Regions from separate parts of the Homo sapiens genome. Here region 1 is linked to region 2. A link is a loop called in an ENCODE intact Hi-C map of the cell type or tissue named here. Cell type or tissue: mammary epithelial cell. All regions are shown on one strand. Links, peaks and the distances in the headings refer to the core of each region. The heading gives the core; the rest is flanking DNA.

Region 1 (8,339 bases), core at 121-8,120, 110 kb after region 2:
GAGTTCGAGATAAGCCTGGCCAACACAGTGAAATCCTGTCTCTACCAAAAATACAAAAATTAGCCAGGCATGGTGGTGCATGCCTGTAATCCTGGCTACTTGAGAAGCTGAGGCACAAGAATCGCTTGAACCCAGGAAATGGAGCTGAGATTGCACCACTGCACTCCAGCCTGGGTGACAGAGCAAGACTCCATCTCAAGAAAAAAAAAAAAAAAAAAAAAAAAAAATATATATATATATATATATATATATATATATATATGTGACTGTCCTCAGAGGCCCCCTAAATTCCTCTTGTGAAGAGGATAGAGCCAGTTAGACTGAAGCTGGGTCACGTGGCCCTTTGAAAGAGGCATTCAGTGTGGTATGCTAGTAAATGTTTAACAACCAAGTCAGAACTGGACCCTGATTTGAAGCGTTTGCCAGTTCCATGGAGTAAAACTCCTGTGGTGATCCATTTCATGCCACCAGTGTGATAACCATGAGACTCTCACCAGCCCACAAAGATGCTTTAGCACACCAATGAATAAAGCACAATGCTTAAGAGCACGAGCTCTGGAGGCAACGCCTGTGATTCACAGCCCCAGCTCCACCATGTATTAACTATGGGGCCTCAAACAGAGCTACTGATTCTCTCCGGGCTTCAGATTCCTCTCTGAAAAATTGGTCTATCATAGGATTAATTTGGGGAATAAATGAGATGGTATCTATAAAGTCCTTAAAAACATTACATGGTAAGTGATCAGGAAGCATTAGCTATTTAGAGTGTGTTATTGTTATTATTGTTGTTTTTGTTCTTGTTATTTCTGTAACCTAAGTGGAAGAATGATTGTGACTCACTTTAAAAAGAGAGTCAGGATACATATTATAAAAACAATTAATTTTGCAGCAGTGGAAACAGTATTTAACTTGTACCTAAGTAGTGCATCCCTCCATAGTGCATCCCATTCTCTAAAACTAATATTTAAAACACCTGTAGAAAGAGCTAGCGTTTTATTGAAAGTTTTAAGTGACAGGATATGGACAGGCATTCTGATTTCTCTTTGTTGCCTATTCCTGGGAAGAAGCCTGGCTGTGGCCTTTGCTTCTAGACATTCATGAATATTCAATACTCACTGGATACCTACCATCACCAAGCCTGAGCCTGCTATAGACACCTGAAGGGAGGTACAGTGCCCACGAGTGGACATAGCTTCTCTGAAGTTAGCCAAACAGCCAAGACAGCAATCACTGGGTCCTTATGTGTCATGCAAATTCTACCTAAGCTCTCTTACACCAAAGTATCTGCTCAATTGACCACAGATATAACATTGTTCATCCCATGCTCTTTCTTCTTTCCTCCAAGACTTCAGATCTTGTGGAGGTTCCTGAGGAAGCCAATGGGCCAGGAGGCGGGTATGACCTAAGGAAACGCAGCAACAGCGGTGAGTGAGGGAGTTGGCACAGCACAAATGTGATCACATGAGTCAGGGTCAGTGGGCAGGCCAAGTTGATTTCCAGTCCCCTTGCTTTCTCTGCTAGCTCTGGAATTTAATCAGGGCGAGTGTTCAATGTTCTGGAGAGAATGTGAGCATTGTTTCTGGTGGATTTCAGTGATTTGCTCTAATATGTTCCTGAGTTCTATATCCTGAGTTCTCATACTTTATGAGAGTATATTTACTCTTATGAGAGTATATATACATATATATATATATAAACTGAGCTGTATTGGGGTTTAAGAGTCGCTTCCAGAACTTTTTGTGAATACGTCATTTTCTCCACTGAGCTAGATTAGATTACATTAGCAAACCGTACCACAGAGAAGCTAATTTGTGCTACACCTTAGGTACCTGAAACCAAGTGGTGGTGGGGCCCAGGAGAGAAGTGTGGGCCTCACATTTGGCTCCTTCCCCAGCAGAGACAACTAAGAAGCTCAAAAAACTGATATGTACAATCCAGCCAAACATTCTATATTAAAATTATTTAATCTAATAATTTAAGCCTTTGTTATAATAATTTCTAAAGTATTTATTAAATGCTAACTTCATACTTCCACTTGCTGACATTAAGAAAGAGCCACCTCTGGCCGGGCGCGGTGGCTCACGCTTGTAATCCCAGCACTTTGGGAGGCCGAGGCGGGCGGATCACGAGGTCAGGAGATCGAGACCATCCTGGCTAACACGGTGAAACCCCGTCTCTACTAAAAATACAAAAAAAATTAGCCGGGCGTGATGGTGGGCGCCTGTAGTCCCAGCTACTCGGGAGGCTGAGGCAGGAGAATGGCGTGAACCCTGGAGGCGGAGCTTGCAGTGAGCCGAGATCGCGCCACTGCACTCCCGCCTGGGCCACAGAGCGAGACTCCGTCTCAAAAAAAAAAAAAAAAAAAAAAAGAAAGAGCCACCTCGTAATCCAGAGCTTAAAGACATGTGACCAGATCCTTATGGATGCATTCTTGCTAGGCCTTTTGGACATCAATAACTACTTAACCTTCACTAGTTTATCAAAAAATATTTATGAAGCATTTACTATCATTAGCAAAAGTGTATTAGTCAAAGTCCTGCAGGACCTGAGTTGCATTGTTAACTTGAGCTGAATGCATTCTCATGGCAGAAGTTATCCCTCCAAACTCCACTCCAAGCCCTGCCTTTTCCAGCCTGGATGCAGAAATTCCTCATTCGATACCACATAGCAGTTTTGTCAACAGCTGTCTGATGAGGTATCACTTTTACTTCCTTCACTCTGGGAATTCATTTATGGCTCTTCTTTAGTTAGGACTATGCCTGTGTGATTCCCACAAGGCACCATGTGCTCAGCTGCCCCAGGATTTTCCTTCCTAAATAAGTGCCAGTGTTCACCATGCCCCCCCTTGCCAGACCCACACACATCTACTAAAGCTCACCACTGGGGTAAGGATTCTTTGGCATCACATGAGGGAAACTGTACTTTTAGATAATGCAAACAACCACTGAGCACTTAGCAGTGCCATTAGAGAGACAAATTAGAGGGTATTGGCTTCGAGGGGAACTTCATAGCAGGTCAGCAGCACAGCAGGGCCATCCCAGCCCAACTGTCTGGCACTGCAAGACCAGCAACTGAATTTAAACAGCAACCCTAAAGTTTCTCAATATCTGACTCACCAGAGACTTGCATGATAATGCTTTAAGTGTGATCAGCTGCTCAGTCCTGAGTCTGACCTCTGCTTTCCCCTTTCCCCTGACACTCTTCTCATCAACATCACTGCTGGCCTTCTCCTCACTAACTGCGCTGGAAACATTTGGTCCTTGGCCCATTGTTGCTCTGGAAGCAGAGTGCTAGACTTCACTTAATGCTCATGTGATCCCAAAGCAGTGACCTAGCCTCTCTCTGCTTCAATCACCTCATCTCTAAAATGAAGATAATAACACCAAATCCATAGGGTTCTTATGATCTTTGGATGACATAATGAATGTAAATACTATCCATACATTGATGATTCAAACTTCATCTTCAGTATTAGGCTTCCTTGCTGCCTCCAGATGCCTATCACCTATTGGACATTGCCATCTGAATGCAGAATAGTCATCTTTAAGTTAACCTACCCAAACTTTACTCTTGATCCCCTCACCCAGCCACACATTCAGACTGGCTCTTCCCACAGTTGTCTCTGCTCAGTAAATAGGAACTTCATTCAACCAGTTGATTAGGCCAAAGTCTTTGACATCAGCCCTGACTCCCTCTTCCTCTCACACCTCAGACGTAATCCATCAGCAAACTCTATCTGCTGCTTCTCAAAATTATGCCCAGCATGTGCTCACTGCTTAACTCTCTGCCTCAGCCATCCTGGCCTGGCTCTGTCTATGCTGTTGCTCACCAATTCCTTGAGGAGTTAGAACACAATTTACACTGAGGGTTTCTTCTCTCAAAAGGTGGTCTTAATAGGATTTTAAAATAGGAAGGGCTATATTTAGCAATCATTGCTATGTAGCATCACTGCTATTAGCAAAGCCATCATACAGTCATAAAGTGTCAGAGATGCAGGTAGAGCCTCACTACCCTAAATGTGGCTCATGGACAACTCACGTGAGCATCACTTGAAAGCCTGTTAGAAATAGCAAGTTTCAGGCCATTCCACACCTGCTGAATCAGGATCTGCATATGAATCTGTGGTTCATAGGCTCATTAAAGTTTAAGAAGTAGGACTAGAGGTCACTTAGTCCAATTCCCTCCCCTTCAATACACACACATGCACACAATATCCCCCGTATAGATAAGGAAACTAAGTCACAGAGTAGTACACACAAAGACATCAAGTTGACAATTTTCCATCTCTTCTGTGTTAAGGGGCATTTTCACAGCCTTTCTCAAAGAGATCTGGTGAAAGAACTGAGCAAGCAATAAACTCCCAAAAAGTGTTGGAGATGTATTAACAACTCTTTTGATCAGCAATAGCTTTCTCTACAATGCACCCTGAGAAGCTAGGTGGATTAATTATGCAGCAATTTGCTTCAAAACACTTTCCCTTGATTGGCTTTAATGTCCTGTCCATGCAGTTTGAGAAACCACATGGAGAAAACACCCTACATATGTGGTCCAAGTTCCCACAGATCTTCTCACTCATGCAAGGAGGGTGTTGCTGTTCAGAAGCAGTGTCTAGGATTACAGTCACAACCAGTTCTGCATTACATGTTCATTTATGTCTTAAAAAATGCAGTGCATACAGGTGTCATTTCTTCCAGCCAGCTATTATGTCAAATTCCTTGAGGAATATCTCCAAAGCCACCTTGGAAGGAAGTACAATTCATACTAATTTCTTTACTGCTAAGAGTACAGTCTCTCCTTTCTCTCTTATAAATGATCCTTGGCAGGTCTGAGTATTTATGGTTGTTGTTTTGAACACTATTCCTGGATGCATCATAAATATACATGGAGGAAATTGTTGGTCTTCACCTTTGGCTTAACTGCTAGAAGCTTCACTCATAACAAAGTAACAAGCAAAGAGAGAAGTAAAATCTCGCCTGAAGTAAAATCTGGCCTGCCTATTTCAGCTCCAAATGCCAAATAATAATGTTATTGGCTGCCTTCAGTAATTGCATTTCAGAATGACTCTGTGTGATCATAATTTTCCTGGAAGAGAGACAGAAGAGGACATAAGCAATACAAATTCCTAGAATTTTCTTCAAAAAGGGCTGGGTTAACCACAGCCACTTAAGGATATTACAAAATCGAATATTACCTCACTTTGCACTAAAGCAATTTTATTCTAAAAAAAAAAAGGCAAGCTCAGATCTGGAAAATATATCCTAGCCTTTAGCATGTACTAATTCAATATCTCAAATTTTAAGGTGTCAAAAAGAGCAGATATTTTCCTGGTTAAGTTGGCAGATGCCCCTGGTTTTGGTACCACTCCAGTGGATATTTCTACATTACAGATGCAAATATTTGTGGTATGTTTCTGCAACACATGCTTTGTATCAAGTTCAGGTAAAGATCTTTTTAAAGTTGAACAGAAGATTCCCTTTCCAGCATTGTGGAGAACTGGACATTCAGAGGAATTTTTCCCAGTTTAGCACTCCTAAAACTGTTAAGAGAAAGAATTGTTCTAAAAAAAATTCTAGTTAATGCATGGCTGAGCTGGCAGCAAAATAAGGCAATTCCTTAGAGTCTAGGAATGGCAATAAAACATGAATTCAGAGATACAAGCAGGTAAAGGATTTACTATGCACATCCCTAGAGCCTTAGCTTGGGAAATAATAGGCCCCATTTATGAACAATAGACAATAAAATGGGGAGTGGCCAGGGTATTAGGTTGGATGAAAGACCCTTTTGAAACATATTAATACCCCAAAAGATACCCTTAGGATCACTGGACAAACAGGATTCCCTGCAGAGGAATATGCTATACCAGCCTTAACTCAGGTGGAAAAGAATGGAAACAAAAAAGTGGAGAGGAAAGGAAAGAAAGAAAGAAAGACAGGCAGAAAAAAGGAAGGGAGGGAGAGAAGAAAGGAAAGAAAGGAGGAAAGAAAGAAACAGTCTTCTTACTTGGATTTTAGGGCCTGAATTCATACTACCTGTATGGGCAAATAATATAATAATATGAAATTTTAGTTTAATGTAGTTTAAAGTGGCCCAGGTACAGTAAGATCACCAGGCATTTGGCAGAAACAAATATAAACCCTCTCTAGAGGAAGAAAATTTTAAACCAGACCTCAAAAACTTCTCAGAAATGAACACTCAAAGAACACAAGCTAACAATCAAAATTCACCAAACACATGAGAAAATGAGCCGTGATGAGTAAGTATTAGCAGAAACAACCAACTTTATGGTCAGATTTTCAAGACTGTACATGTAAGAATTATCAAATTAAGAAATATATAACTATATAATTGTATACATTTAAAATGTTAAAAATGGACCATAAAACATAACAAAGGAAAAAGAGACTATCAGAAGTAAACAGGCAAGCTTGAGGAAAGTCAAATAGAACTTCGAGAATTTTTTTTAAGTAGAAATTTGATTGATGGGTTTAACAACATATTAGGCATAAAGAGAGAATTAGTTCCCTAAAATATAGAACCAAAGAAATGTTAGGGTATAGTTAGGAAGCCAAAGCAGTAGAATTTGTGAGATTAAAAGTGACATGAAAGATGAATAAGTCCAACATGCATCTAAGTGACAATTTAGAAGTACATAAAGAGAGAATGGGGCCCCAGGCACAGTGGCTCACGCCTGTAATCTCACCACTTTGGGAGGCCGAGATAGGAGAATTGCTTGAGCCCGGGAGTTTGAGACCAGCTTGGGAAACATTGTGAAACTCCATCTTTACAAAAAATACAAAATTAGCCAGGCGTGGTGGTGCCTGTCTGTAATCCCAGCTAGCTGGGAGGCTGAGGTAGGAGAATTACTTGAACCTGGGAGTTTGAGGCTGCAGTGAGCCATGATTATGCCACTGTACTCCAGCCTGGGAGAGACAGCACCAGACCCTGTCTCAAAAAGAGAGAGAGAGAAAGAGAATGAGAGAGAGACAATATGTAAGAACATACTTGTGGAGAATTTTCCAGAATTGATTAAAGACACCATTACTCAAATTTAGAAATCTATACCTAGACGTAGGTTGCTGAAACTGCAGAATTTCAAAGATAAAAGAAAACATAAAATGCAGTATAAAAGACTGATTACCTACAAAGAAATGAAAATTAGACTGTTACTTCTTACAAATTACAGTATAAGTGAAATAACAGTAGAATGCTATCTTGAGTTTGCTGAAAGAAAAGTGATTCTTAACCTAGAATTGTAAATGAAGCAAAACTATCTTTCAATAATATATTTTTCAGACAAAAATTGTATTTACAGTTCAATTAAGAAAGACCTATATTCAAAACATTTTAAAAAGATGTACTTCAAAGAGGAAAATATGACCTCAATGGAAAGACGGAAATGTAAGAAGAAATAAAGAGCAAAGAAAGTGGTAAACATGTGGTTAAATCTAAGCAAACACTGGACACATTTTTTAAAATAATGTTTTTAAAAAGTTGTTAATAAAACATTAGCTGAAATACTGACTTTATGTGGGAAATGGGCATTCAGAGATTATGTATTGCTTGGGAGGCGATTAAATATACTATTTCACTTTCTATTTTGTTAAAACATATCTCATAAAATTTCTAAGATGACTGCTAAAGGAATAAAAATAGACTCAACTTACCAAACCAGAAAGGGAACCAAACTGAAAGATGAGAAGGAGAAAAAAATCAATCAATTCAAAAGAAAGAAGGGATGGAAAGTGGCAAAATAGAAGAAAAAGCATAGAAAATTTGGGACAAATACAAAATAAAATGTTAGGAAGGAATCCCAATTTATCAGTAATCAAAATAAATGTAAACTGATTTAAGCACTCTAGATAAAAGAAAGATTTTCAGACTAGATTTTTTAAATGACCTATATACTATTTATAAATATCTAAAACATAAGGATGTAGAAAATTTAAAAAAACAAAAGTTTTTTTTTAACTTTCTGCAGGGGGAAGAAAGAAAAACATAGGCAGAATAAATAACTTTTCAGACATAGAAACCAAGGGGCAACCACAGGCAAATATTAAGCAAAAAAAAATATATAGCTGTATTAATGTGTGAAAAATTGACTTTAAGACCAAGAAAGCATTACTAGAATTTAAAAGTGTTATTTACATGGTCATGTTCACTTCATCTGAAGATATAAATTCTAAACTTGCATATACCTGATACATAGCCTGAAAAATGATAGAAACTCAAGGAGAAATTGACAAAATTATTCCAAATTCTTGAGTGATTTTAAGATGCCTCTCAGTTATTGGCAAACCAGATAGACAAAAATATTCTGTACAGATATAGAGGATTTGATG
Region 2 (8,339 bases), core at 237-8,236:
TACATTTGTCTAGACTTCTTGGCTATCATCTCCAAAGTGTAGAGATGCTCATTATTTACTTTTAAGACAAAAGAATGGAATGGACCACTCTTCATTATTTGGGAACTTGCCCTGTGCCTTCTATTATGCCTCTGGCTCTCAATTTGCATTGCTCCTAATCTTTAAGGCCTGCTGCCTTTTCAGGACATCCGGGTTCTGCTGTTGCCTAGGTGGCAGCAAACCAGAGCGGCCAAAACTTGGCCCAGGAGCAGGATATAACTGAGTCCTTCCTAAACTGTAGAACCTAGGATAATTTTCTTTATCTTGCTAAGGTTTCATAGGGATTAAATGAAAGAACAAATATACAATGTCTATGATGTATTAGAAACCCAATACATGTTAGCTATTATTGTTATCAGCAACCTACGCCTTTCTCGTATACTGTGTTATATTGTGTATCCATCATGACTCTGATGCATCACGCATGGAGAGCCATCCCTTCCTTGAGATCCTCTCCTTTATCCTCAACAGTTCTCCATATTATCTTCCCTCTTCTTTTTTCTTGTTGTTCTTTTCTGTACCCTTCATAAGTATATCTGTTCTATTTAAGAAGTCTTACTAGTATCTTTTTACCAAATGGCTCTATAAGAAGCCAAGGTCCATAGGATGAAATCCAGTCTCTTTATACAAACTCAGAACAAAGAAATGAGAGAAGGTTAGCAGCATTACACAGTCTTCTGCTTAACGGTGTTTACTGTGAAAGGCCCTTGGATGCAATCAGGAGGAGGCCTTTGCCCTCTTTACAAATTAATGAACAAGTAAATGAACCAGAAGTGGGAGCTTCCAGTTCGAGTTTGTGCAGATAAATTTCTGTACACCTCACACTTCTGCTGGCTTGATATTTACCCAGAAACCAGAGTGAAATAGACCATGAAGGGGATCTACAAAAATCACAAAGCTACAGACTTGAGACTTAGAATAATTATTCACAACCTTTTTTCCTCAGGCTTTACCAGACTGCAGTAGAAATGAGAAATCTTGACAACCATAGCTAAAATGTCATAAAGCTTCTAAGGCAGAATTTCCAGTCTTCTGTGAGGTCTCACCTAAGCATTCCTGGGTGTCAGATGGGGTATCTCACACATAGCCATGAAAATGTACACTTCTGCTCAGGGATATCAATGCTTCATGAGGGGTACTCTGGGGATCACTTTGCTGGTCTACCATCTACTGACTCAAAGCACTGACAAATCCCATTGTTTTACAGAAGCATTCAGAGTCTTCTTCCATTCAGTTTGTGGAGGACACATGCAATAATTAATGCCTAGACCATTTCTAGAGCTCAGGGGCTACAAGGGTAGCCTCTTTTCACCACCTTGTTAACAAGCATTATACCAGGAGCTAGAGAAACAAGATGAACATGGCATTGCCCCTGCCCTAGGGGAGATCATAGCCCAACAGAAGAGCAGGCAACCTTGTCATTGATTACTTAGGAAAGGAAGTCATGGGAACATGGCATTGATTTGGGAATCTAAATCAGATAAATGGGTCAAGGAAGGAGATGTCAAGAGTAGTAAATACTTGGATATGTGATTTGAAGAATAAGATAAGTTAGCTAGATAACAAAAGATCGGATAGAAAATAATGTGAAACTAACACATAAACAAAGGCGTGATTTAGTTTGGGACACCATGGCTAATTCCTATGGTAGGTATTATTTATCAGACTAAGGATTTCTGCTGCTGGATCAGGGTGGGGTGGAAAGGAAGGAGGTACTAGCTTCTCTAAATTTCCTTCAAGGGACAACATTTAAACATATACTATTGGCTAATACTGTTGCTAACTTGAGCTAAGCACTTACTAAAAGTAAGGATGACATCTTCAATTCTTAAAAAAAGAAAATCCAAAAGAAAAAAAGGATGAAAAATTTATTGTTCTAAGCCATGACATGCTTGCTCACCAAGACTGGAATTGCCAGTAGACCCTGGGAGTTTTGTTTCCTAAGAAAACCCTCGTCTGGCCCCATGCTAGCTCAGGCTTCATTTGTACACACTCATCAAAGTCTTGTACTTTCCCTTATCATAGTTTTTTTTTAAATGTGTGTGTGATTTAATTAATTGCTGTCTCTCCCACTAGACTTAAATTCCAGGAAAACAGACTTAATCTGTGTTTTCTCTCTGCTGTATCATTAGTTTCTGGCACAATTCTGATACAGAATAGATGCTTGATAAAAATGTGTTGATATGGCTGCTCCTGTCATTGTGTTTGTGACTTTGGCTACTAGAATTCTGTCTCTATCGAACACTCAGGCATTGTGTTGTGAGAAGGAAAAAGCTGAAGCCATTTGGGCTAGCCAATCTGGCCCCGTACTGAGGGTCACCAGAAAATTTAGAGCATTTTGAAAGCTAAATGCTGAGTAAGAGGCTGACACATTGAACAGTAGCTTTCAATTGACATCTGGGATGGAAAGAGTAAGAGCAAGTTTATTCTAAAAGACATGAGCTAGGGCATGGATGCAGGACCAAACACATAATTTGCAGGGTCAAGTACAAAATGAAAATGTGATCTCTTGTTAAATATTTTTACCGAATTTCAAGATGGCAGCATCAGCGCGGGGCCCTGTGTGACTGCACAGGTTGCACATCCATGAAGCTGTTCTTGCAAACATCTACAGCTAATTTTAAAAATCTGAACAGAAGTTTGCAATTTTGTTTTAAAAAATTGAGGGTATTTTGTATTAATGGGGGAAAAGAGGCTTTTAAATATCTAGGTGTGTTTCTTTTCCCTGCACACTGAGGTTGTCTTCAAAAGAAACTGGACCCTCTGTATCTTTATTCAGTGGGGCTATTCCTATGTTTCCAAAAGATTTAGTAAGGCAGGCTGGTTTGCCCCTCTGTGAACAGTCCTCAACTCTTGCTATACTGCAACATCCAATTGCTCTTCAGCCAAGACCTGGCCTAGATTTGAGGCTCCACAGTCGGAAATGCATGGATTTTGAAGCCCAAATGTGTTCGAATTCCAGTTTCACCAATTATAGTTTAGTGACTTAAAGCAAATTACTCAGTCTTCCTACAGCCTCAACTTCCTCATCTATAAAATGGAAGTGATAATCCCTAGACGCATAGAGTAGCTGGGAGGATTAAATAAGGTAAAAAGAAAGGGTTTAGTACAATAAGTGCACAACAAACGAGGAACAGGTGTCCATATACACACTGCATTATCTCTCTGCTTTAGATCAAAGCTGAATGGAGAAAACGCAGTGCCCGTGAGTCAGGGGACCCCCACTCCGACCCCTGCTCTCTGTCACTGAACCCTATAAATAGCTTAGCTAAGTCACTGTCTCAGTCACTATTCGTTGGGGTGAGGAATGAGGGAGTTGTTGCAAGTGGCTCTTTCTGGCTATATCATTCACAGATTTTCTATTCTTTGGGGTTTGGGTCTGAATTTTCAGCATCCTCTCTGAAGAATCACCCCCACCCAGTGCCGGCGTGCGCCCAGCCTTCCCCCAGCCCTTTCCAGGGCGCTGCCCCCTGCCTGCCCTCACTACTCCAGGCGCTGGCCGCGCAGCCCCGCCCTGGAGCTGCCTCCCCGCCTCCTTCCTCCTCCTGCGGGCGAGCAGAAGCCCGCTCGCCCGCTGCCGAGTGGCAGTCACGACTGTGAGGTCGCCGGCGAGGTGGCCGCGGGCGCGGCGGGGCGGGGCAGGGCGCACTCTCCTCCACGCCCGCGGAAGTGCCGGGGAGGTGGGCAGGGCGGGGAGGGAGAGGGAGCGAGGCTGGAGGAGGGCACGTCGGCGCCTCGGCGAGGATGGGAGTCCCCAGGACCCGGAGCTGAGCAGCCTGGCGCGCGGCGGGCAGGGCGCGCAGGACAGAAGCCTCGCTGTTCCTCCGGGAGCCCAACACCGTTCCCGCGCGGCCACGATGATCCCTCCGAGCAGCCCCCGCGAGGACGGCGTGGACGGGCTGCCCAAGGAGGCGGTGGGCGCCGAGCAACCGCCCTCTCCTGCATCCACCAGCAGCCAGGAATCCAAGGTACCGAGCACGCTTGCCCCCAAGAGAACACAAACTCACTCTCCTCTCCTGTCGGTCCAGCTTTGTCTCTCCTCCTATCTAGCACGGGCGTGGGGGTCTGAGACTTGCTAGTTAGCCCAGGGCTGTAGGACTTGAACGTCCGGTAGGACCCGCTGCTCACGATGCTGGACCACGTCCCTGTGGACCCAGCCTTCCCGCCCACACATTCACACACGCAATTCATGGTGGCTCCGGGTTCAGAGATCGATTTCTTGCGGGGTGGTAGCTTGGTTTTTTTTGTGCTTTGAACCTGCTTGTGTCCAAAGCACGTGTAGGTAGGTATTAGGTGGCTTCTGAAGGCTGAGGGATGGAGACAGCCGAGGGATACTCTTCCAGAAAAGCTTGAGTACTGGGCCAGAAAAGCATGTATGTATCCCAAGGGTCTCAGAGACCTTTTGCTTAACAGGGATCACCCCTACCTTCAGATACTACTCACTAAAAAAGAAAAAGAAAAAGAAAGGGTTTGCCTGCGTTTGTCTGAAAGTTGATGTTCCTCTTGTGAAAGTTAATACTCTAAGAACCTATACTTGCTTTTATGAAAGTTACACTAACACGTATACAAAAAACCAAGCCCGCAGCAGTTCTCCTGTCACTGTTACACTTCCTCTGAAACTCCCGTGGGTGCCAGGCACATGTTTGAAAATCTTGGAAGAGGATAGAGTAAAATGTGGCTGCTAGCAGTGCAATGCCAAATGGCAACTCAGCTGGTGGTGGAAATCCTAAGATGGAGTTTGTAGTTATGTGGATTCTTTTAAGTGTAGAGCTCCTGGCTCTTTATTCTGATTTCATTGTGCGATCCCCAGGCATTTGGGGAATGTGAGGCAGTCCGTGTATACCAGCAAAGGAAAGGGGTTGCCAGTTTATAGGATAGGGACAGGCCAGATGGGGCAAGGAAGACTGCGATCCTGTCTCTCTTCACATGCATCCCTGGAAGCCATTGATATGATCAGGAGGATGAAAATCACAGCCTGAGTGGCTCTGGGGATTTGGTGTGATACTGGGCACTGTACATTTCCCAGCCCCCTGAAGTTAACCATCAATGATGGTAATCTAAGCCCGAAAGCTTTACATCTTATTTATTTTTATTTTTTTCCTGTTACTTACTGGCTGCCAGACCTGGGGTATGTGTGTCAACTTTTCTAAAACTCGGTTGGAAATGAGGGAAAAAGCCCCAACTTCCAGAGACATTGTGAGGAGTACATGAGAGGCCCTAATGTCCACCTGGTATACTGTAAGGACTCAATCATGTTTATCCTTTTCCTTCCTGAGATAAAGAGATGGAATCTATCTCATCTCAAATGATCCACTCCAAAGCAATCTGATAACCCATACACATGCACTACCTCTCCTCAGTCAAAAAGTTTCTGGGTATCATTGCCTCCCATTGAACATCAGTCCCCAGAGTGATATAGGTTAGTGGCCATTTTAGAGGAAAGCTAGAATTCTATAAATGAATGTAGCTGAACTCAAGAGTAAAACTAGTATTGAACTTTTTGAATTGGCCTGTTGCTCTGCAGTAGGCGTGTTCTGGAAAGGGCTTAGCATTTGGGCAAACAGTGGCATGGTTCAAATGCATTATATGGATTTGCTATTTATAGATGTCCTAATGGAAATTATTTGGCAGAGCAAAAGCCACATATGTAATGCCCATAATTATCCACCAATTTATCTGGCTTATGGTTTTGTACAAATTAGTTTTTCTCAAAGTGGTCTATACACCGGATGTGTGTTTCTACATTCCTAAATTTGATGTCATGGCCTCAGTAAGCTTAATTAGTGGAGATGAACTATGGCAGCCCATGAACCCTAGGAAATTGAATGCAATATTGTATGCCTACATGTGAATTTTTCTTGGCATAGCATTCATGATATTCTCAAAGTGATCCATGCCCCTTAAAAAAGGCTAAACTGCTAGTAGGGAGGAACGTGTGGTAAGGTAAGGGAGTAGGATGGCATGACACTGGAGGAGAGGAAGGCTCAATTCATTCTATTCTAGGAAGGCCACATGTTAAAGCTTACTGGCGTTTACAAGGATCTTTGACCCTGAGCATGAGAGCTTGGTGAGGAAAATGTGAACAAGACAGTAATATGCATTCCATCTTACTCTTCCATGAAGTGGTCTTGTTTGTAAAATATCTTGTGGGACAAACATGGTTCAGGCCCCCTTGGCATTAAACTCTCTCAAGGAAGACTTAAAGTTACTTTTTTTAAAGAGTTAGGTTTTTTTGTCTTATTATAAGAGTAACAAATACTCTTTGTAGATATTTGAACAGTCCAGACATAAATGATGAAAAGAAAAATAAATTAGCTCTTGGTTTACCATCCAGAAGCATCTACTAATAAAACTTTGATCTATATCTCATGTCTTTTTAAATCTGTTTATATATTTACATAGTTGAGCGAGAACAATAGTGAGCATCTACTGAATGTTTACTGTAAGTCAGATACAACCTTAATCTTCACAATAGAAGATTCTGTTAATATTTCTATTTTATGGATGGGGAAGTGGAAGCCAAGAAAGGTTAGATCATTTTCACTGTGAAAATTTATTATGGAAAATTTTAATATACACAAAAGTAGAGAAAACAGTATAAAGAACTGTCATGGACCTAATCATGTGGCTTCACAATTAATTCATGGACAGTATTGTTTTATGTATTACCACCACCACCACCACCCTACACATACTGGATCATTTTAAAGCAAATTCCAGACATGAAATAACTTCACCCGTAAATATGCTATCAGGTTACATCTCTCAAGGATAAGGGTTATTTTCATTTTATTTTCATAAACATGACTATAATCCCAATTAGCACATATTTCAGGTGTTTTAAGCTAAGGGCCACTATATTCTTTAGAAGCCCACAAATAGTCTTTGGAAAATCTGTGAACAACCCGAACCAGCATTCAAAGTTGTCCATGTACATGCATATATGCATCATCTAGGGAAAGAATTTATAGCTTATCTCAGGTTCACAAAGGGTCTATAGCTTCAAAGGTTATCTTAATGTCCTTTTTCTCTTTCTTGAGGAAATTGAGGCCCAAAAAGGGGCAGTGACTTGCCTGAGATCACACAGATAGTTACTGGCAATACCCTTACCTACAAACCCCGTCTTGGACTTTGGTATCCCAGTACAGTTTCCTCAGAGCAAATTTCTGTAAGCACAAGTCATAATATAGTTTAATGTAATTGTGGGTTTTCTTCTTTATGAAATTAGTTGAGTTGAATAAGTTTGAAAGCCACTGATGTATCATACCCTTCTATCTTCCCACTAACTATTTCAGAAAGATGACAGCCTAATTTATTTTTTAAGGGCTTGACAGAGACCATTGAATATAAACAAAAATTTCATGTCCCATTATCCCTTATTTCAATGAATATCTTTTCTCCTACTGACTTATTGACAACATAGAAAGCTTGCTAGTGTCTAATGTGAAGGTTTGCTATAAATCTCTTTGTCATCACTTATATGACACAAGGTCACATTTTGATGATATTGAGGAATCACACCTCAATATCATCAATATCAAAGGTGAGATTGACACACCTCTGTGAACATGCCTAATACCTCAAAGCCTCAGCTTCCTCATGGGGATGCTGATGGGGCTGCTACTACCCAATTGGTGTGCTTTTTGTAAGGCCTAAGAATATGTAATACACCTAATATGTTTGTTATAAGCATACACAAACATAAACCATTATTTATTTTCTCTATTTGTTTCAAATCAGATGACTGCTACCACCAGCCAACCCCAAATGTCATCATTGGAATAATTTCAATAACCACAACTGACATTACCATAATGTAACTGAGTTTACCTCTTTGGGCTTTTAGTTATGCTAATTGATTACAATGAGACTTCACTTCAGCTATTTTGCATCCCCAAGAAGATAAGACATAGACTCACCAGCATGTGATTTAGATTTTGAAATGGTGCTATAAGCCACCCAGTGCCCTAGTGGAGCCACGGACCAAAGTGACCCTCATTCCTGGAGGATTATTTCTGAACCTGGACCACAATCCAACCTATGAAAAAGAAATCTCTAACCATGAAGACGTGCCCTGAATCTCCCAGAAAGATTTCTGTGTCCATCTATCAGCAATTATTTATTGAGTGCCTACTTTGTGCCCAGCATATCTCATACATATATGTGAAGCTGTTATTAATAAGGAATTTAACTTCTATTCAGGGAAGAAGATGAAAGAAAACGAAACCTTGGCTTTGCATTGAAATCACCAAGGGAACCCAGGCCATAGGCTAGAACCACTAAGTTGAAATCTCTGAGAG

What was found. Hi-C counts contacts between places; a loop is a spot of excess contacts. Peaks named below come from ENCODE experiments on the same cell type or tissue, not always from the same donor. Only the 100,000 strongest peaks of a DNase experiment are listed, where the experiment ranks them.
Region 1: it touches region 2 in a loop (2.4-fold over the local background); 2 of 110 quality-filtered maps call a loop at or near these places.

Annotation. Positions count from the first base shown.
Region 1 is chr3:36,491,806-36,500,144 of GRCh38, forward strand. It overlaps STAC (SH3 and cysteine rich domain), which reads left to right. Exons shown (of 11, transcript NM_003149.3): 6 at 1,346-1,424. Among named protein-coding and RNA genes, the nearest start is that of STAC, 120 kb to the left of the region's middle. In mammary epithelial cell, for the core only: no CTCF peak of the experiment used is centred there; no DNase peak of the experiment used is centred there; H3K27ac peaks cover 452 bases.
Region 2 is chr3:36,376,748-36,385,086 of GRCh38, forward strand. It overlaps STAC (SH3 and cysteine rich domain), which reads left to right and starts at 3,757. Exons shown (of 11, transcript NM_003149.3): 1 at 3,757-4,007. The coding sequence starts at 3,897. The region is part of intron 2 of LOC124906227 (a long non-coding RNA gene); the gene reads right to left. In mammary epithelial cell, for the core only: no CTCF peak of the experiment used is centred there; a DNase peak (open chromatin) is centred at 3,684; H3K4me3 peaks cover 1,754 bases; H3K27ac peaks cover 1,035 bases.